Regions from separate parts of the Homo sapiens genome. Here all the other regions are linked to region 3. Evidence: read pairs that join two places in POLR2A ChIA-PET (ENCODE). Cell type or tissue: Panc1. All regions are shown on one strand. Links, peaks and the distances in the headings refer to the core of each region. The heading gives the core; the rest is flanking DNA. Region 1 has its middle 10 kb from the start of LINC01964. Region 2 overlaps TRABD2A (TraB domain containing 2A). Region 3 has its middle 11 kb from the start of KCMF1.

Region 1 (7,253 bases), core at 977-5,976, 120 kb after region 3:
AAAGGTTTGCCAGTTTTGTTGATCTTTTAAAGAACCAATCTTGGTTTTAGTGGTTCTCTCTATTGTTTTTCCATTCTCGATTTCATTTATCTCCATTTTTTTATTATTAATTTCTTATGCTAGCATTGGGTTTAGTTTGCTCTTCTTTTTCTAAGTTTCTTGAAAAGTTGGGCTAGGTTATTAATTTGAGATCTTTCTTCTTTTTTAATGAGGTCATTAACTATTATAAATTTCCCTCAAAACACTGCATTTCATAAGTTTTGATGTATTGTTTATATATATATATATATTTTGTTGTTGTTTGTTTGTTTTTGGAGTCAGGATCTTATTCTGTTACCCAGGCTGGAGTGTAGTGACAAGATCTTGACTCACTACAAACTCCCCCTCCCAGGCTCAAGCAGTCCTCCTACCTCAGCCTCCTCAGTAGCTGGGTCTACAGGCATGTGCCACCACGCCCGGCTAATTTTTTGTATTTTTGGTAGAGATGGGTTTCACTATATTGCTCAGGCTGGTCTTGCACTCCTGAGCTCAAGCAATCCACCACCTCGGCCTCCCAAAGTGCTGGGACTACAGGTGTGAGCCACTACATCCAGCCTGTTTTTATATTTTTCATTCATCTCTAAGTATTTTTAAATTTCCTTTGTGATTTCTTCTTTTTTTTTTCTGGGCACCCCCCGAACCAGAACAGGTTCAGAGCAACTCCCAAGTGATTTCTTCTTAAACAACCATTGGTTAAGAGTAAGTTTAATTTCCACATATTCGTGACTTTTTCAGTTTTCTTTCTGTGATTCATTCTTATTTTTATTCCATTGTATTCAGAAAAGATATATTGTATGATAATTCAATCTTTTAAAATTTATTAAGACTTCTTTTGTGGCCTAGCAGAGGTCTATCCTGGAGAATGATCTATATGCACTTGAGAAAAATGTGTATATGCATACACATATGTTTCTATACATAACATAACATTGACCATTTTAACCATTTATTTATTTATTTTTATTTTTTGAGATGGAGTTTCACTGTTGTTGCCCAGGCTGGAGTGCAGTGGCACAATCTCAGCTCACTGCAACCTCCGCCTCCCGAGTTCAAGCTATTCTCCTATCTCAGCCTCCCAAGTAGTGGGGATTATAGGGGTGCACCACCACACCCGGCTAATGTTTTGTATTTAGTAGAGATGGGGTTTCACTGTGTTGGTCAGGCTGGTCTCGAACTCCCGACCTCCTGTGATCCACCCGCCTTGGCCCCCCAAAGTGCTGGGATTACATGCGTGAGCCACTGTGCCTGACCATTTTAACCATTTTTAAGTGTACAGTTTAATGGTATTACAATGTTATCCAACCATCACTATCCATTTCCAGAACTTTTTCATCATCGCAAACAGAAACTCTGTACCCATTAAAAAATAACTCCCTGTTATCCCCTCCCCTCAGCCCCTGGTAACTTGTATTATACTTTCCGTCTTTATGAATTTGCTTTTTAGTGGTACCCCAAGCTATGCCCTGGTCCTTCCTGGGGAGGGAGACAGGGCCATTCCACACAGACAGAACAGCCCGCCACAGCACTGTTATGAGCGCCAGGTACGAACCAGGCTTGTGGAACCTGTTATCTCTGGTCCCATTTCAGGCTTAGGGTTTCTTTAAGTTGTGATTAAAAAAAAAAAAAAAAAAGACAGAAAATAGAATTTGGGAGTAGATAACTTCTTGGGGAATTAATGTCGGGAGAATATAGCTGCCATCATTGCCAGGCTCACCTCACGCCTCCTGTCATTTTATGATCTGGCCTGCGACCCCTCACCCATAGTCAGGCTCTTATTCTAGGACCCACCTCCCAAGACAGACCTTGTTAATAACAGTCAAGAAGGCTTTTCAGCATTTTTTAAATTTACTTGTTTGTTTATTACAGACAGGGTCTCACTATGCTGCCCAGGCTGGTCTCAAACTCCTGGTCTCAAGCAATTCTCCCACCTGGCCTCCCAAAATGCTGGGATTACAGGCGTAAGTCACCAGGTCCAGTCCCAGCATTCATGTTTAAGATTTATCATGCCAGGCAAGGTACTAAACGCTTTGCAGTCACCACCACAATATCTCATGGGATCTTCCTGACAAGTCTTTGAGGAAGGCATTATCATCCCATCCTACAGATAAAGAGACTAAAGGTCAGAGAGGTTGATCATTGCCCCAGGACACTAGTTAAACAGATGAACAGATGCTCCTTTCGGAAACCATCTCTAGAATAGCCCTGATGCTCAGACAGAAAGCATCACAAGGAAGTACTCTATCTAGCTAGCTGTCTTCTCTCTCTTGGCTGTCTTGTTCCCAAACTCTGGCCTTCATGTGACCCCAGCCCTGCCTCTTCTTCTATGAGGAAGACCCCTTACCATTACACATCCCCTTTCACTGCCCCTGGCTCTGCCCGCAGTCCCCCTCCCTGGTCATACCAGAAAGCAGTCTTTGCAGCCTGAGCCCAGCCTGATTCTTCACTAGTGACAACTGAATCCTTAAGAATCTTCAAGTTCGTCTCTGTCCCAAGAGAAGCAGGGCAGGGCTGAGAAAGGATGATGACAGAGATTGGGTCCTTGGGAGGGAACCGCAGACTTCACCGGCAGGGAGAGGACTTTGCACCCAGAGAGGGAAGCCTGGGACTTGGTCCTAGACCATGGCCCATGGCAAGAGGTCAGCACAGCTTGTGGAGCTACAGGCCTGTGTGGTGCTGTTGGAGGACCAGGCAAGCTGCAGTCAGGGTCCTAGGGCCTTAAGGTGGCCCAGGGAAGGATTCAGTACACTGGGAAGTCAGATGGGAGGGCAGCTGGGGTGTGCATGGCCTGTCCACAGGCTCTGCTTGTCCTCAGGATGGAGCTTACAGGCAGAGGACACAGGTGGCTGAAAGTGCACAGGACCTGCCCAGGAGCCTCGGAGTTGGGCAGTGTCCTGGGCCAATAGCTTGGAGTAGGAACTGAAACCAGCACAAATTCTCACATCTGGACCCTGTGGTCGGAAATGCGTAGGAAGAGATGGAGGCAGGGGCTGAGATGGGAGCCACTGGACCTTACGACTCACTGGCCTCCTTTCTCAGGCAGCTGAGTTTTAAATTTTATTTAACAAATATTTATTTAAGATTTACTGTGTATCGGCTGGGTGCGATGGCTCATGCCTATAATCCCAGCACTTTGGGAGGCCGAGACGGGCAGATCACGAGGTCAGGAGACCAGCCTGGCCAACATGGTGAAACCCCGTCTCTACTAAAAATACAAAAATTAGCCAGGCATGGTGGCACACGCCTGTAATCCCAGCTACTTGGGAGGCTGAGGCAGGAGAATCGCTTGAACCCAGGAGATGGAGGTTGCAGTGAGCCAAGATCGCGCCACTGCACTCCAGCCTGGGCAATAGAGCGAGACTCCATCTCAAAAAAAAAAAAAAAAAAGATTTGCTATGTATCAGTAAGCGTTTTATATACACTAATGCATTTAATCCTCACAACCCTCAGGAAGGAATTATTAACTCCATTTTACACATGAGAACGCTAAGGCACAGAGAGGTTAAGTGACTTGCCCAAGATCACCCAGGATAGGGATTCAAACACAATCAGCCTGGTTGTAGGGTCCTTGCTCTTTACCACCAGGAGGGGAAATAATGGGCTTTTTCTCCTTCTAAAAAGGAAATATCTCTTGTTTTTCCTGATTTTGAAAGGAACTAAAAAGACACAAAAATATTTAAACAAGATAAAAGGGTATAAACAGAAAGAAGTCTCTCCAGTAGCCCTTGTTAGACATAGAGAAGTTTACTTCTGGTTTATAATGTTGCATATTATAACTAGCTCTTGGGAGATTCAATTTGCAAATCAAAATGACAGGCAGGCCCAGTGTGTGTTGCAAGACTGGGAAATTATGGAAAGCGAGGACTTGGACAGGGAGGAGGCAGCATTGGGAGTAGTGCGTAGTAACTTGTGATGTCTCTAGAACGAAAAGCCATGAAGGGCATGTTCCAGGGGGGGTCTAAGGAAGCCCAGAGGCCCAGGGGTGGGAGGCTTTGGCACTTATGAATATTCCAGGCTGGCTGTTGGGCCTTCAGGAGCAGAGCCTGGCCCTCGGCAGTGGGCACAGCTGGGGCCTCAAGCTGGCAGGCTGCAGAGGACATCCAGCTTGGCTGATCTGACCCCCTCTCCTGCCCCCTCCCAGCTCATCGCCTGGGTCTGGGGCTGGCAGGGGAGAGTGAGCTCCCCTAGGCCCCACCCAGCTTCCCTTAATGAGCCCCACTAGGAGCTCCAGCTGTCAATCACCCTGGCTCCTGGCACAGCCCAAATGTGCCTTCGGCCTTCATATTAGGACGAGGCTGGTGAGCAAAGATGCTGGGCATAGCAGCAGCAGGTCTGTTCAGGAGGGCAGTGATTAAGGACCAGCATTTCCTAGGGGATGAGTGTCTCCAGCTCCAATGAGAAGTGGGGCCCCTAAACTGTTGGATTGTTTTCCTTTCCTGGCACTTCCAAGAAGCCCAAGGCTACCTTTCTCTCCAGGGTCCCCACAGAGTGTGAGGTGTCTGGGGGAGAGAATAGAGCTTGCAGGCGAAGCACAGATCAGTTCATGCCCTCACAGGATGAGCGTAGAGCCTGGAAGATGGCGAGCAGCCAAGCAGCCAAAATCAGAGAGCCTGGAGGGGAAGGAGAGCAGAGCAGGTGCTCAGGAGCCACCTGGAGATGTCACAGTCTGCTCTGCCATCCGCCCTTCTCCGGGAACCTGCAGCTACAGGGCCATGCATTGAACCACAGGACCCAGGTCTGGAGGGCCTCAAGTCTGTGCCCTTGGTTTCAGGAAGGCTCATTAAGTCCAGCAGCTCAAGGAGAGGGAATTACATCACACTTATGAACACTCAGAGGTGAGGACATAGAGGGCCCTCTCAAAAGCTGCCTACCACAGTCCACTCTTTGGCCCCCAAAGATTCAGAACTCCCTCACAGACAAAACGCATTAACTCCTTCCCAAGGTGCCCTAAATTCTCCTTCCATTTCAGCATCAGCTGAAAGTCCAGTTCCGCATCATCATCTCAATCAGGTCCAGCTGTGATGGGAGCGCCTGGGGTGTAGCTCCAACTTTCAAGTGTGTTTCCTCTCCATCTGTGGATTCATGAAACCAAAGAGACCAGATGTCTGCCCTGCACCAATCCACCTGACATGCAGTGGTGGGACAGACATGGATCACAGCTGTAGAGATTCCTGCTCAAAAATTGGGAAAATGAGAGGTAAGAAAACCACTGGTCCACAAAAATTCTCAAATCCAGCTGACTAAAATATTGGGAGTTCCTTGATGAGGTTTCAAGACTTAGGAATAATTCTCCATGACTTTTGGCTGCATCTTTTAGGCTCTTGGCTCGGCCTCTGAGCCATCCCTCCTTTATCATAAAAGGTAACAATCCTTTGCACCTGAATGGTTTTCTCAGCCTGTTTCCTTCCAGTAAAATGTTGGAGGTCCAATAGACTTCTTTCATTTTGTACATCTTGGTCCCTTTCAGCCCAAACTGGCAGTATTTCTGCTTAGATAATTTTCTCAAAAACTTTGTGCATTTTCTGTGAATCTCACCAGGGTTCACTCTATTTGTCAAAAGTCTTGGGCTACTGCTGGGGGCCGATGCTCTTAAACTTTCTGGAGGGCCTATTGTTTTATTGGAAAGAATCAGGGAGGGACACCCTAATTCTCCTGAAAGAGCCCCATATGTGACTGAGTAATACTCTGATTCTTTGGTCTTTCTGAGTTTTTTGTTGTTGTTGTTTTCTTTTTGAGATGGAGTCTTGCTGTGTCGCCCAGCCTGGAGTGCAGTGGCGCGATCTCTGCTCCCTGCAAGCTCCACCTCCCGGGTTCACAGCATTCTCCTGCCTCAGCCTCCTGAGTAGCTGGGACTACAGGCGCCCGCCACCACGCCCCGCTAATTTTTTTGTATTTTCAGTACAGACGGGGTTTCACCGTGTTAGCCAGGATGGTCTCAATCTCCTAACTTCGTGATCCAACCGCCTCGGCCTCCCAAAGTGCTGGGATCACAGGCGTGAGCCACCGCGCCCGGCCCTGAGTCTTAATGAAAGGTTGTAGAGTCACACTCTTGCCTTTATTTTATTACCAGACCATGTTTTTCTGCCAGTGCCCAGAAGTAATACTTTTTTTCTTTTTAGAAATGGGGTCTCACTCGACCATCCTGGCTAACATAGTGAAACCCCGTCTCTACTAAAAATACAGAACAAATTAGCCGGCCATGGTGGCGGGCGCCTGTAGTCCCAGCTACTGGGGAGGCTGAGGCAGGAGGATGGCATGAACCCGGGAGGCGGAGCTTGCAGTGAGCCGAGATTGCGCCACTGCACTCCAGCCTGGGCAGCAGAGAGCGAGACTCTGTCTCAAAAAAAAAAAAGAAAGAAAGAAAGAAATGGGGTCTCACTCTGTTGCCCAGGCTGGAATGCAGTGGCACAATCTTGACTCACTGCAGCCTCAACCTCTCAGGCTCAAGTGATCCTGCCACCTTAGCCTCTGTAGTACTAGGACTACAGGTATGCACCACCATACCCAGCTAATTTTTTTTATTTTTGTAGAGACAGGGGTCTCACTATGTTGCCAAGGCTGGTCTTGAACCTCTGGGCTCAAGCAACCCTCCTGCCTCAGCCTCCCAAACTATAGGAATTATAGGCGTGAGTCACTGCACCCAGCCAAGAAGCCATTTCTTAACTTTCATATAGTTTGCCATCTAGAGAGACTGCAAACTTTCAAAATCATAAAGTCCTGGCTTCTTTTTTGTTTAATAGTTTTTTGTTTTTTTGTTTTTTGTTTTTTTTTTGAGACGGAGTCTCACTCTGTTGCCCAGACTGGAGTGCAGTGGCTGGATCTCAGCTCACTGCAAGCTCCACCTCCTGGGTTCATGCCATTCTCCTGCCTCAGCCTCCCAGGTAGCTGGGACTACAGGTGCCCGCCACCACGCCTGGCTAGTATTTTGTATTTTTAGTAGAGATGGGGTTTCACCATGTTAGCCAGGATGGTCTTGATCTCCTGACCTAATGATCCACCCACCTCGGCCTCCCAAAGTGCTGGGATTACAGGCATGAGCCACCACACCTGGCCTGTTTAATAGTTTTAATAGTCCTTCCTTTGATTTATCTTTCATCTCTTGCAATTTACTATAAGCAGCAAGAAGAAACCAGGAGACACCTTCAATACTTCACTTGAAAATCTTCTTAACTAAATCACCTAGTTCATTAGCCACGTATTCTGGCTTCCACATGATT
Region 2 (7,253 bases), core at 1,448-6,447, 110 kb before region 3:
AATATATTTTATATATATAATTTATATTATATATTATATATTTTATATATATTACATATATAGAGAGAGAGACAGAGAGAGAGAAAGAGATGGAGTCTTGCTGTGTCACCTAGGCTGGAGTGCAATGGCATGGTCTCGGCTCACTGAAACCTCTGCCTCCCAGATTCAAGCGATTCTTGTGCCTCAGCCACCCGAGTAGCTGGGATTACAGGCACCCACCACCACGCCCAGCTATTTTTGTAATTCTGTAGAGACGGAGTTTCGCCATATTAGCCAGGCTGGTCTTGAACTCCTGGCCTCAAGTGATCCACCCAACTCGGCCTCCCAAAGTGCTGGGATTACAGGTGTAAGCCACTGCCTGGTCCTGAAACTATATATTATAATGTAAGATAAAACAAGCAGGAAATAAAAAGCCCAAGTCTGGTGAACGAGTAGCCTTCACTGTTTCTGAAGGAAATGCAGCCCGAGCTATCCTAGCCATAGGATAACATCAATGACTGAGGCAAATCACAGAAATGGAGAAGGAAAATTTCTGACTACAAAAAGGGACAAAATCAAGGTTCCCTGCAGTCTTTTAAGTGAAAAAGCAGTTTAGGAAACCCCTTGCTGCAGACCCCCAGATGTATCCCCTACTGTCCCAACCCAAAGCCGTCCTGAGACCTCTGCTCTGGGCTCAGGCTGCCCCTGGCTGACTCCAAGGAGAAACCCAAGCAGAATTCTACAGCTCAGTATTTCAGACAATCCTGTAAGGATTCAGGGCTCATTTCTCCCAGATCTCAGACCAGCCTCCTCTTCCAGACACCCAGATGATTTGATTTGCCCTGAGGCCTTCGAAGCCAATATTTCCCAAACCACAGATTGCAACTCATTCTCCACCACTTCATTGTTGACATAAACCTTGGCATGATCTACCCACCCATAAGCTTGCTTATTTCCCTTCATCTTAGGCACCAGCTCACATCGTGCATCCAGGGCTGCTCCATGCTGAGTAATTGCTGCATATAAACCAAGCCAAGCTTGTAAACCAGCTCTTTTGTACACCAGCTTGTACACCAGATGGGCATCTTCTGTAATCATAGCTATGCTCTCATGAATCTCCACCTACCTCCACCCCCAGGTGACTGCAATACACAGGCAAGGCTGGAAACCACAGACAGGACTTGTCAGAGTTAGAGCCTCAAGAACCTGAAGAAATGAATACCCGACATGTCCAACTCTTGCAAATAAAAAAATGCCTTAGAGAGGTGCTGGTCTTGCTGCACTGCAATCAATTGCTGGCTCAAGTCGCCAACAGGTGTCTGAATGCCAATTCCCTGCACCATAGCTTTTAGAGTCTGACTCACTCTCGCCAGAAGGGATGTGGGCTGTTGAGGTGTTGGCAGAATGGGCCAGCATGCTTCCGCCAGTCGTAGTGTTTTCTACGGTTTTTCCAAAGAAACATAAGCCTTTCTATGGACTAGCCTAGAAATCACCCTTTAAAACATTATTTCAAAAGAAATTCACATTTTAAGTTTCCAAGTCCAGTTGGTGGAATGTTCCAAGGAGATTTCCTCTCTAATGCCGTCTTGCCAAGCTACTAACACTGATGTACCTCCAACGGGTTCTCTTGAACAAAAAATTGCCAGGTAGCAAATGCCTTCACCTAGGTCCTTGTCACTCACTGTCAATCTTTCAACAGCACCTGGGGGAAAAGCACAATCCCCTGGGAAAAAAAGGACAAAAGGAAGTGTGGTGGAATATTAGAACTCTGAGCATCCAGGAGATGGACAGCAAAGTACTCAAAGCTGTTAGCAGGATGGGTTTACAATTATAATAATCATCACAATAATAATAATAGTATTCCTCACCCTTCCTCCACCCCCACAGAGTCCGCCTGTCCTCTAGGAGGTTGAACTGCACTTGGGGAAGAAGATGGTGGTGGTCCTACCCTGACAGAGTAGCTCTTGGGTTGGAGAGGGGGCAAGAACCAATGGGCGTGTGACAGCAACCAGTCACAGAGGGCAGTAGCGGGTAATGCAAACACTCAGTAGGAGTTTGGGGTCAAGGTGGAGGCCCCAGAGAGAGATGAGCTGTCTCAGTCACTCCCTTGCCCTAGAACTATAGTTTGCCCCTCCCCTCATCAAAAAACAGGTGGCGCCATGAACGGTGAATCTATGTTACTGTATTACCAGCTCCTGATGGCCAAGCAGTAGGCATGCTCAACCCCTCCATGGGGGGCCTTCAGCAACAATGATCCAAGGAAGGAGAGTGTTTGAGAGCAACATTATCCTGATTAGCAAAAGAGAAGTGATTGATGTGCAGAACTGCATCCAAATGGTAACAGTGGCCATGGCTTCCACCAGCCCCTTCCTCCACCACCTAACATCATGCTGCTGGCCTGACCAGCCACAGGCTGTGAAAAGCCTGCTGGATGTGGCCAGGCCATTAGGGGAAGAAGCCAGAGACCTCCAAGACCTTAGCACTAACCAGGCTGCTTCCCTAGAAGTCTATAAAGATTTCTGTCCTGTCCTGTCCTGTCCTGTGCTATAAGAAACAGTAGCTATGCTTAAAGCTTGCTACTTGCCATTCTTGCTACCTGCAAAAGTGTCTGCTTCAGATACACAGAAAGGCCTTATTTATTGAGAAAAACTCTTTATCATTGGAGGCCACTAGTGGAGGGTCCCAGCAAAATCCAGGCCATCCCAACTAGGGATACAATGGACGTCTGTATCTATGGCAGAGGACAAGCACAGCCCAGTCTAAGTCTCTGCAAACACTCAAGGAGATGGGCTCAGGGTCATACACAGCTGTTGTTCTCTGAGGCTTACCTGAAAGAGGCATTGCATTTGGAAGGACCCAGAAAAAAATGAGCCACCAGTGGGTGATGTCACCTTGGTGAGAGTCTCAGTGCTTTTTTAGAGTGTACCAGAAGGCTGAATTTAAGACCTTAGATGTCAGCTGTTCTAATCTCTTACCCAATGCTTAATCCCCCCATAGCATCCCAACCATCCAAGCTCTTCTTTTTGAACACTTACCTTCTCAAGTCACTCACTTGTAAAATGTCTTGTAAGACATTTTTAACTATTAGAAAGTCCTTTCTTTTTGAGTTCCCTGTCCATGACTGCCATGTACTCATTTGCATATATCAGTACATTGTGTGTTTGCACACATGCATAATTTGTTAGTAGTAGCTGTCAAAATGGAAAATGTGCATGTCCTACTTCTAGGAATGTCTCCCCCATAGAAATACCAGCACAAGTATGTAATATACACATGTTCAACGAGGTTCCCTGGGGAACTGTAATGGTGCTCTGCTGGTACTGGGGCTGTTCAGTCAAAATTGAATTGACCATAAATGGGATTCCTACATTGAATGGAAGATTGGATTTGATGACCTCAAATGTAATTACATTTATAAGCCGTTAATTTGCTCCATCTCAAGAAGCAATGGGAGCAGAGCTCTCTGGTCTCCATCCTGACCTCTCTGCCTTGCTTGATTCTCCTCCCCTTGGCACAGGCTGTGGAGCTCCATAGAGAAGGGGGTCAGGATCAGGTTGGCATCAGGAGGCTCCACGTGGTCCCTGAGATGTCTGAGTCATCTCCTCTGGTTATGTTGTGGGGAGGGACACCAACGTAACCTCCACACACAAACTCTATTCATGGAACAGCCAGTATAGCTACCCCAGCACATACTCTTCTACAGTCATAAACCTGTGAAGCCTGGCAAAGGACAACAGGGGTGGCAGCACAGGTAGACACAGGCACTGCAGCAGGCTCTCTTAGTGTAGCAGCAACCAAGTCTGCAGACCCAGGACAGACCAATGCAGCAAGGACAGGAGTAGCCACCAAGGGTCCAGGAAGAAGCACAACCAGCATGACCATGCGGTGGGGGATGGTTGCCAGAATGACCATGGGGTTACGGGAGGAATGCCAGCATGACCATGGGATTGGGGAAGGGGTTGCCAGAATGACCGCAGAGTTGAGGGAGGATGGCCAAAATGACCATGGGCTGGGGGGAGGGGTGGCCAGAATGACCATGAGGTGGCAGGAGTTGCTAGCTTGGCTATCAGCAGCAGGGCCAATATGTCCTCAGGGGCTGTTGGCAGGGTGGAGGAGGGTGTTGCAGCTTGTACCTGGAGGTGCTTCCAGCACCTCAGCAAGAGCCACCAGGCTTTCCCCAGAGGGCAGCAGGAATGTGACAACTGCAAAGATGACCCATATGCCCAATGTAGGAGCAGCCAAAGGCCCAGTGATGAGACCTTTATCTCCATTGTGCAGAGTGACAGCTCCCTGAGTGAATTAGATGGAAGCCAGAGCCTCCTGGGCCAATGGCAAGACCAGAAGGAAATAAGGAAAAAGAAGAATAGATCTCCCAATGGGAGAAGTTTCCATTAGCCCAGGAGGGTAAAGGTCACTGCAGGACACAGAAGACAGGTCAATCTGAAAATCATCTCCTTAACCAGCTGTGGAACCACTAGAGAGGGCAAAAGAGGGTGTTGTGGGTTAAATTTTTCCCCCCACCCAAAAGATATGTTCATCCTAACCCCCAGGACCTATGAATGTGAACTTATTTGGAAACAAGCTCTTGCAGATATATTTAAGTTAAGATCATTAGGGTGGGTTCTAATCCAATATGACTGCGTCCTTATAAGAAAGGGAAATTTAGATACAGAAAGACAGGCACCCACAGGGGGAAGACCATGCAGAAACACCCACCGAGAACACCATGTGATGCCAAAGGCAGTGTGTTAGTCCGTTCTCACGCTGCTAATAAAGACATACCCAAGACTGGGTAATTTATAAAGGAGGAAGGTTTAATTGACTCACGGTTTTGAAGGGCTGAGGAGGCCTCAGGAAACTTACAACCATGGCAGAAGAGGAAGCAAACATGTCCTTCGTCACATGGCAGCAGGAAGGAGAAGTGCTGAGCAAAAGGGGGAAAAGCCCCTTATGAAACTATCAGATCTCATGAGAACTCACTATCAGGAGAACAGCATGGAGGTAACCACCCCCATGATTCAATTACCTCCCACCTGGTCCCGCCCATGACACATGGGGATTATGGAAACTACAGTTCAGTGTAAGATTTGGGTGGGGACACAGCCAAACCATATCAGGCAGAGACTGGAGTGAGGCTCCTACAAGACAAGAAACACCAAGGATAGGTGTCAACCACCAGAAGCTGGAAGGGGGGATTCTCCTCTAGGTCCTTCAGAGAGAACACTGACTGGCCAATACCTCAATTTAAGATTTCCAGCCTTGATGGGTGCAGTGGCTTACGCCTATAATCCCAGCACTTTGGGAGGCCAAGGCACACAAGGTCAGGATTTCGAGACCAGCCTGGCCAATATGGTGAAACTCCATCTGTACTAAAAATACAAAAATTAGCTAGGCATGGTGGCGCACACCTGTGGTCCCAGCTTCTTGGGAGGCTGAGGCAGAAGAATCACTTGAACCTGGGAGGCAGAGGTTGCAGTGAGCAGAGATCGCCCCACTGCACTCCTGCCTGGGCACAGAGCGAGACTCCATCTCAAAAAATATTTATTTATTTATATTTCATATATTATATATAAATATATATTATTTATATTTGAAAAAATAAAAATAATACAATTTTTAAAAACAAAAATACAGTATAACAACTATTTACATTGCATTTACATTGTATTATGTATTGTAAGTAACGCAGAGATGACAAAGTATTTGGGAGGGTGTGCGTAGGTTATATCCAAATGCAACTTGCCATTTTATAGCAGGAACTTGAGCATCTTTGAATTTTGGTATCCAAGTGGGTCTTGGAACCAATCCCCCATGGATACTGAGGGACAACTGTACAGGCTAGATACGAGTAAGCCCAACCACTTACAGTGGATGGAGCAAAAGCAACAGCAAACTTACCAAAACATTATGCACTGGGCACTTTACAAAGGTTCTCTATTTATTCTTTACTACAAACTGACAATGTTTGTTTCATCATACCCCTTTTAGAAATAAGAAAACAGACTCAGAAAGGTTCAATATCTCACCCAAGGTCACAATACTAGGAAATGGGGGAGCCAGGATTCAAACCCAGATCCACGGTCTCCAAAGTTGATACTCTCCACTGAGAAACTGCACAGAATAACAGGGCAATAGGCAGGAAGACTGGCCTTGGTGCCTCCCAGGCCTCTAAAGCCAACCTCTCCTCAGGCAAGACCTGCCTGACTGCCCAGACCCATGCAACTCTAAGGCAAGGAGAGGCAATACACCTACTTCTCCTGAATGCCCTGTCCTGGTTATGACAGCACCACCAGGTAAGATGCACAGACAGCCTCAAATTCACCCTTCCTGTCCTGTTAACTAATGCCCCTTGCCCCCCCAGAGATCATGGTGTCAGGTCCACCTCTGGGGAAAAGCTCCACAAAACCATCCTTGGATTACAGACCTTTCTCTCCTACTGGGTGTACCAAAGGTGTCAAATCACTGTGCCCTTCCTCTACCAACCCCTACCCAAACCACAGCCTCTGAAGGGACAGCCCTATGTAGGACATGATTCCACGTGCCCCCTCCCTCCCCAAGCCATGCCAGTTACACCTGAGTGGACACCTGACTCGATGATATGGCACTGGCTGAATCATCAGCTTTACATTCAAAGAGTACATCTACCCCACAGAATGGACTTTAAAATCGTCCACAAGCAGAAAATGCTCATCTTTATAGGCCAAATACCAATTGCCTCATTTCAAATCTCTTTTAATTTGCATTCGTGTAGATTTCAAGAAGGGCAAGATACAGGAGACCACAAGAAAAGAACTATTGGAAATATTACAACTAAGATAAAACACCCCTGATATGGCATTTCCTACGGTGCAAAAACTAAAGGGACTTAATTTTCCCCTTGGAAAACACAGTAAGTAAGATACACAGATTGCTACTTTCACATTAGTGCTTGCCGAACATTATACTCCCTTTTTTTAAAAAAAAATGGTTATCAGTCTAACCATAATCATGGCTTATCATCAGCTGAATCCCCTTCTCCCTCCCTCCAATGACACATATTCACTCCACCTGCACTGCCTTCTGAACGTTGTGCTCACTGGAGAATACTTTACAGGCTTATCACCAGACAGTTTACTTCAGGGTTCAAATTCTACCCTTCCTTGCCCCCTAGCCCCCACGTCCCCCTTTCCACTCTCCCCTTGCCTCCCCACAGCCCTTCTTCTCTCTCCCTTTCTTTCTGGGCTGTGGAAAGAATCGATTAAGCTCCTGTCCACATTTGCAGCAGACCTTTTTCT
Region 3 (7,253 bases), core at 848-5,847:
GCCTGGGCAACAAGAGCGAAACTCCATTGCAAAAAAAGAAAAAAAAAAAAAAAAGAAAAATTAGCTAGGCCTGGTGGTGCATGCCTATAATCCCAGCTACTCAGGAGGCTGAGGCAGAAGAATTGCTTGAACCCGGGAGGTGGAGGTTGCAGTAAGCTGAGACGGCACCCCTGCAATCCAGCCTGGATGACAGAGACTCTGTTTAAAAAAAAAAAAAAGTAACAAATAGGCATGACTGTGTTCCCTGTGTTCCAATAAAACTTTATTTACAAAAATGGTGGCGGGGGGCCAGATTTGGCCCATGGCCTGGTTTGCCTACCCCAGACCTAAAGTAATAATACAATAGTCAACATTTGTTGAGAACTGTGACATACCAGGCACTTTATTACTGATTCTCACTGCAACCTTGAGGGGAAGTATTATTGGCTCCCTTCTAAAGAAACTGAGGCTGAGAGATGTTGGGTAACTTTCCCAGGGTCACCCTGATGGTATGTGGCAAAGCTGGGATTCAACTCAGGTCTTACTCCAGAGTTCATGATTAGTCTATGCCACCTGCCGGAGCAGTCAAGAGGAAGGGAGAGGGGAATATATGACTATCAGGTCTCAGTTCCTGGGAGAATTCACTCACTCACTCACTCACTCACTCACTCACTCACTCACTCATTCATTCATCCATTCAACAAATGCTATTTGCAAAGTACTTGGGATTCAAAGACAAATAAGATATGATTGCTGTCCTCGAGTAGCTCAGAATCTACTTTTTTTTTTTTGAGACAGGGTCTTGCTCTGTCATCCAGGCTGTTGTGCGGTGACACAATCATGGCTCACTGCAGCCTCGACCTCCTGGGCTCAAGTGGTCCTCCCGCCTTAGCCTACCAAGTAGCTGCGACTACAGACATGCAGCACCACACCAGGTTAATTTTTTTGTATTTTTTTTTTTGTAGAGATGGGGTTTCGCCATGTTGCCCAGGCTGGTCTCGAAGTCCTGGCTCAAGTGATCCACCCGCCTTGGCTTCCCAAAGTGCTGGGATTACAGGCGTGTGTCACCATGCCTGGCCAAGTCTAGCATTTAAACCTTTAACTGAATGTAAGGGATGAAGAAAAGGGAATGTGATTTATTTTTTATTTTTATTTTTTGAGACGGAGTCTCGCTCTGTCGCCCAGGCTGGAGTGCAGTGGCGCGATCATGGCTCACTGCGAGCTCCGCCTCCTGGGTTCATGCCAATCTCCAGGCTCAGCCAGTAGCTGGGACTACAGGCACCCACCACCCCGCCCGGCTAATTTTTTTTTTTTTTTTTTTTTTGTATTTTTAGTAGAGACGGGGTTTCAGCATGTTAGCCGGGATGGTCTCGATCTCCTGACCTTGTGATCCGCCCGCCTCGGCCTCCCAAAGTGTTGGGATTACAGGCATGAGCCACCGCGCCCGGCTGGGAATGTGATTTATTAATAAGATCAATGAATTAAAACATTGAAGTTGCTCTCATCCCTGCTTCCTTCCTTCCTCTAAGCATCCAGAGAGCCCTCTGATCCTTTGGGATCACAGACATGGGATATTTTTACTCTCCAGCATGAACACATAGGTGGATTTACTGTGAAACTACTGAAGCTTACACTTCAGGGTCCCTGGCTTCCTCAAACAGGGCTTCCAAGCCCTATATCTAATTTTGCACTTCTTTCTTAAGAGTTGCCTGTACCAAATATATAAGCCTCAGGGCCCCAAACCTGGATCCAGCCTGAGTGAATGTTTTTTTAGAGCCAGGTCTGATAGAAGCCTGTTTTTAAGGAATTACCAGGAACTGAGCATGCTGTTTTTGGCCCTCAGGGGTTTCTCTCAGAACTAAGAATTTGGGGGCTGTCCTCAGTCACAGGTGCAGCCTGAAGTCTGTTCCCGCCATGTTCACTCTCCTCTATTTACCATCACCTGCCCCTGCTGCGTCTTCCTTTAAAATACAGCCCTGGGCCCTAAGCTTTGTGCTGATTCAAGCTCTTTGGAATTCAAGACATCCAGGAATCCGACGCTCCAAGAATTTTCCCAACGACCTCTCAGTGGGCCATTCAGGCAGGAAAGGATACACACATTCCTAATGGGGCCAGGGGCTGTGACTTAGCCTGTGTGTGGCTGAGAGCCTGCTGAATACAAGGTGCTGGCAGTTGGCAGGGCTTCCCAGGGTGGGGACTTCTTGCTGAGCTCATCAGCAGGCCCAGCTCTGTACCCATTTGTCCAGGGAAAAACCAACCCCTAATGGAACTGTTTGTTTTATACTCTCTCATCGAAGTCATAAATGACTCACAACTAGAATGTTATTAACGTGAGAACAGAGGCCTACCTGGCAGAATAATTGGTTTTGGTCATTTGCTCAGAGTGCCAGGCAAATCCACAAAGCATATCAAATTACAGGTTAGAAACCTGATGAATAAACAAGAATAATACTGTGAGTTCTCAAGGGTACGTCCTGTACCTGTTTTGCCCACTGTCATATCTCCGGCAAGACACAGTGAATACAGCCCCTGACACATTGGAGGTAATCTATAAAGAGTTACTAAATGATTAAAGAAAAGGGATGAGCTGTTCTTAGTGGAAACACCCATTTCTCCTAAGATGAATTCGCATTCTTTTGGACCAGTTCTTTCTAAATTAACAGCACTACCCAGTGGTATCAGAGCATCTATACCTTTGGATATTACAACAACTCTATAAATTCTAATTGCTTCTTCTTTTTTTTTTTTTTTTTTGAGACAAGAGTTTTGCTTTTTCACCCAGGCTGGAATGAAGTGGCGCGATCTTGGCTCACTGCAACCTCCACCCCACCGGGTTCAGGCGATTCTCCTGCCTCAGTCTCCTGAATAGCTGGGATTATAGGCGTCCGCCACCACGCTGGCTAATTTTTGTATTTTCAGTAGAGACGGTGAAGCCATGTTGGCTAGGCTGGTCTCGAACTCCTGACCTCAGGTGATCCACCCACCTCAGCCTCCCAAAGAGCTAGGATTACAGGCGTGAGCCACCGTGCCCAGCTGAGACGCTATAATTTCTAACCTATGGCTTCCCCTTTTCTGGATTCCATGCAGTCCACACACAAGCATTCTATGACTCATTACCTCCTGAGCATCCAGCTTCTTAACTGTTACATTCTAGGGATCTTTTCCACAGTATGTTTCTAACTCCTTGATGGTTTTTGGGGGAGACCTGGGTGACACACTTGGAACAGACCTGCTCCAGGGGCTTGTTACTTTGTGTGCATCCCGCTCCCTTCACTTTCAGGTGACCTCATTTTCTAATCTTCCTTAGAGCAACCAATCCCCCATACACTGTCTCCTTCTTCAGAGAATCTTTCTATGTGGATTTGTGCTTTTTAAATTGGCATATGAGTTTTAGGCACAGTTGGACCAGGAAATGCCTTCCTGAGGAATTCAGCAGCTTCTAGAGATAAAATGTGATAGAGCAAATTATGAGTCTGGGAATCAGGACATCTGGGTTCCAGTTTTGTACACATCATTCATTTCACAAATAAGCACCCAAAGCCCACTATGATAGCCAACTGCAGGGCTGTGCTACAAGTATGTAAACAAAGACACCTACTCCTGCCCAAGGGCAGCCCAGTGGGGGAAGTGAAAGGATTAAATTGCAATAATAGAGAATTGTAAAAGGAATTGGGAGCACTTAGTGAGGTGGTTCTACAACTTTATTGCACCATCAGGATCCCCACGGGTGTTCTTTCAAATGCCAATCTTTGAGCCCCATCCTTCAGAGATCCTGATCCGGTTGATCTAGGAATGCTCAGGGACATTGAATGTTTATTCTGAGCACCTTCCCTCCTCCCTCCACTCCCCTCCTGGTGATTCCACTGGAAGTGGCCCCAACCCACACTCTTTCCTTCAAGAAAAGGTTCACAAAGGCAGGGGTCTGGAGCTGATTTTTTTTTTTTTTTTTTTTCCCAAGAGACAAGGTGTTGCTCTGTCACCCAGGCTGGAGAGCAGTGGTGCAATCATAGCTCACTGCAGCCTCAACCTCCCGGACTCAAGTGGTCCTCCCATCTCAGCTTCCCAAGTAGGAACTACAGGCATGTGCCACCACGTCCAGCCCTTACAGCACATCCAGCTCTTACAGCTGATTTTTAAAGGAGGAAGGAGTACAAACTTATGAGGCACAGAGGCAAAAAATGGCATGATTTTACCCTACGCTCTAAGAAAATGAAGGCCATGAGGCATGAATACCACAGCTTCCTGACCTACCCAAATGGACACCTTTATCTCCACTGGCAATTTTTCTTTTTTGACAGAGTCTCACTCTGTCTCTCAGGCTGGAGTGCAGTGGCACGATCTCGGCTCACTGCAACCTCCACCTCCCGGGTTCAAGCGATTCTCCTGCCTCAGCCTCCTGAGTAGATGGGACTACAGGCGCGAGCCACCATGCCCAGCTAATTTTTGTATTTTTAGTAGAGATGGGGTTTCACCATCTTGGCCAGGCTGGTCTTGAAATCCTGACCTCCTGACCTCCTGATCTACGCGCCTCGGCCTCCCAAAGTGCTGGGATTACAGGTGCGAGCCACCGTCACTGGCCAATTTTTGTATTTTCTTAGTAGAGACAGGGTTTCACCATACTGGCCAGGCTGGTCTTGAACTCCTGACCTCGTGATACACCTACCTTGGGCTCTCAAAGTGCTAGGATTACAGGCATGAGCCACCGCACCCGGCCCATTGGCAACCTTCCTATAGCACCAGCAGAGGAAGAGGCATCCTGCTCCTGGTGGAAGCTAAATTTATCTGGGCTCCTTCTCCCCTCCATCTCCCACCCTCACCACCCCCACCTCCCTGCTCCACACACACATACACCCTTCAGTTCTCTGCTGCCTCTCCTGGATCCTTCCCCTAAACCTCTAAACACACTAGACTCTCCTATTCCTAAAACCAAAAACACTTCCCTTCACTCTGGGGCCTCCACTTACCATCTTTTAATTTCTCATTTATTTCTCTGACAAGCTTTTTTTTTTTTTTTTTTTTTTTTTTTTTTTGAGACGGAGTCTCACTCTGTTGAGTGGTGGCACAGTCTTGGCTCACTGCAACCTCCAGCTCCTGGGCTCAAGTGACCCTCCTGCCTCAGCCTCCCAAGTAGCTGGGATTACAGGAGTGTGCCATGACGCCCAGCTAATTTTTGTTATTTTTAGTAGAGACAGGGTTTCACATGTTGGCCAGGCTGGTCTTCAACTCCTGACCTCAAGTGATCCACCTGCCTCAGCCTCCCAAAGTGCTGGGATTACAGGTGTGAGCCACCATGCCCGGCCTCTGCCAAGCTTCTTTAAATACAAAAGAAAGAAAAAAGAAACAAAAGGGCTATGAAACCAGTGTATATGTTCATTACAGAAAATTTCAAAACTAAAAGGAAAAAAAGTCCTTCATACCTTATCATAAGCTCTCAAAACATCAATCAGAACTGCTTCAATTAGTTTTGTCACCAGAATGTAAACACCTCCAGGATGGGGACATAGTTTTCTTTTTCATGATTGTGTCCTCAGTGGACCCAGAAGACTCAATAAATATGTATTTATTGGGGACTACTAGATGGAAGAGAGAGGGAGTGAGTCAAGGGCTGAAAACCTACCTTCTGGGTACAATGCTTAGTGCCTGAGTGATATAATCATTCACACCCCAAACCTCAGCATCATGCTATATACCATATAACAAACCTGGGTAACATAAAAAAAAATACATCATCCATATTATACCCCCATAACCATATTGACTCTGATAGCCATCCAATCTTTACATGTTTTATTAAAAATAAAAAATGAGGACAGGTGCCATGGCTCACGCCTGTAATCCCAGCACTTCGGGAGGCTGAGGTGGGAGGATCATTTGATGCCAGGAATTTGAGACCAGCATGAGCAACATAGCAAGACCTCAACTCTAAAAAAAAAAAAAAAACTTAAAATTAGCTGGGCCTGGTGGTACATGCCTGTAGGCTCAGCTACTCAGGAGAGTGAGGGTGGGAGGATCGCTTGAACCTGGGAGGTCGAGGCTGCAGTGAGCCATGATCATGCCACTGTACTCCAGCCTGGATGACAGAGCAAGACCCAGTCTCAAAAAAACAAAAACAATAATGACATCAGGCTGTACATACATAATTTAGAAAAGAATGTTTTGTAACCTGCTTTTTTCACTAAAAACACATCATATTTCTAGTTCATTACCCATTTTTAGTTGCTGCTTTTGGTTTGGATAGACAATAATTTATAGGTTTTCAATTTTAAATATTAAAAAGAACACTGTGATAAACATTCTTGTGTCTAAAATCTTTGCATCTATCAGTAATTACTTAAATAGACTGAGTTGAGCTGGGATTACTATGGCAAAGAATGGGCAAAAATCTATTGCTCTTGAAACCTACCATAAAATCCCATTTGGAATGCTTGTAACAAGTCATATTCCTTTCTTGACATCCTCATTATCAAGTATTATTAAAAGTATTTTTCTGCCAATTTAAGAGGTGAAATGGTGTCTCCTTTTAATTTGGATTTGATTCCTAGTGGTTGAGTTTGTTTCACATTCTTATTTCAGCTCATCTTCTAGAAGTCATCTATAGCTACTGTCAGTTTCTAGGCTTCCAAGGACACCCTTCAGCCTACTGCAATGCAGCTTCTTACCCTACTCCTCCATGGACAGATGACATCCATTTCTGAAATCCAGGGGCCACACTTCAATCTATCTCATGAGGTATCTCTGCTTGGTGGACACCGATGTTCTCCCTTCCTGAAGACTCTGCTTCTCTGACTTCTGTGAGCATAGCCTCTTCTGGTCACTCGTTCTCTGGCATAGACTTCTTCTCTGTGGGCTGGCAGCGAACAGTGGGGCCTTCAGCATCATTATTGCTCAGGTCAGTACAAAGGACCACATAAGGGAGTATGATAGTGAGGAGCCAAGATCACTCCACATCTCGAGAAGAGATGATAGCAGCCTGGAATGGTTTGGTGGCCATGGGAATAAAGAGAAAGGGACTGATTTGACAGATGTTTAATGGGTAAACATCACAGGATTTGGCAATTGGCTATGGAAGATAAATGGGAGGAAGGAGTCTAGGATGACTGTTGTGTTTCATCTTGTTGGGGGGTGACTTGACTAGGCTGATGACTTTGCTCAATCCAATAGGGGATACAAAAACAGCAAAGACATGAAAGAGAAGATGATGATAGTGGTATCCCAGAAAATGAGAGGGTAACCAACAGCACCAAAAGTCAGGCAATCAGATAAACCAGTTTCTA

Evidence for each region. Peaks named below come from ENCODE experiments on the same cell type or tissue, not always from the same donor. Only the 100,000 strongest peaks of a DNase experiment are listed, where the experiment ranks them.
Region 1: POLR2A ChIA-PET joins it to region 3 with 7 read pairs; 4 of 35 experiments call an interaction of 5 or more read pairs at or near these places.
Region 2: POLR2A ChIA-PET joins it to region 3 with 9 read pairs; 6 of 35 experiments call an interaction of 5 or more read pairs at or near these places.

What each region holds. Positions count from the first base shown.
Region 1 is chr2:85,074,122-85,081,374 of GRCh38, forward strand. No RefSeq gene overlaps it. Among named protein-coding and RNA genes, the nearest start is that of LINC01964, 10 kb to the left of the region's middle. RefSeq lists enhancers at 3,663-4,164, 4,165-4,664. In Panc1, for the core only: no CTCF peak of the experiment used is centred there; no DNase peak of the experiment used is centred there.
Region 2 is chr2:84,848,508-84,855,760 of GRCh38, forward strand. The region is part of intron 2 of TRABD2A (TraB domain containing 2A); the gene reads right to left. Among named protein-coding and RNA genes, the nearest start is that of TRABD2A, 29 kb to the right of the region's middle. In Panc1, for the core only: no CTCF peak of the experiment used is centred there; no DNase peak of the experiment used is centred there.
Region 3 is chr2:84,956,278-84,963,530 of GRCh38, forward strand. No RefSeq gene overlaps it. Among named protein-coding and RNA genes, the nearest start is that of KCMF1, 11 kb to the right of the region's middle. RefSeq lists enhancers at 1,493-2,181, 2,182-2,872, 2,873-3,562, 3,563-4,252 and a silencer at 1,869-2,163. In Panc1, for the core only: no CTCF peak of the experiment used is centred there; DNase peaks (open chromatin) are centred at 2,204 and 3,314; H3K4me3 peaks cover 1,397 bases; H3K27ac peaks cover 4,876 bases.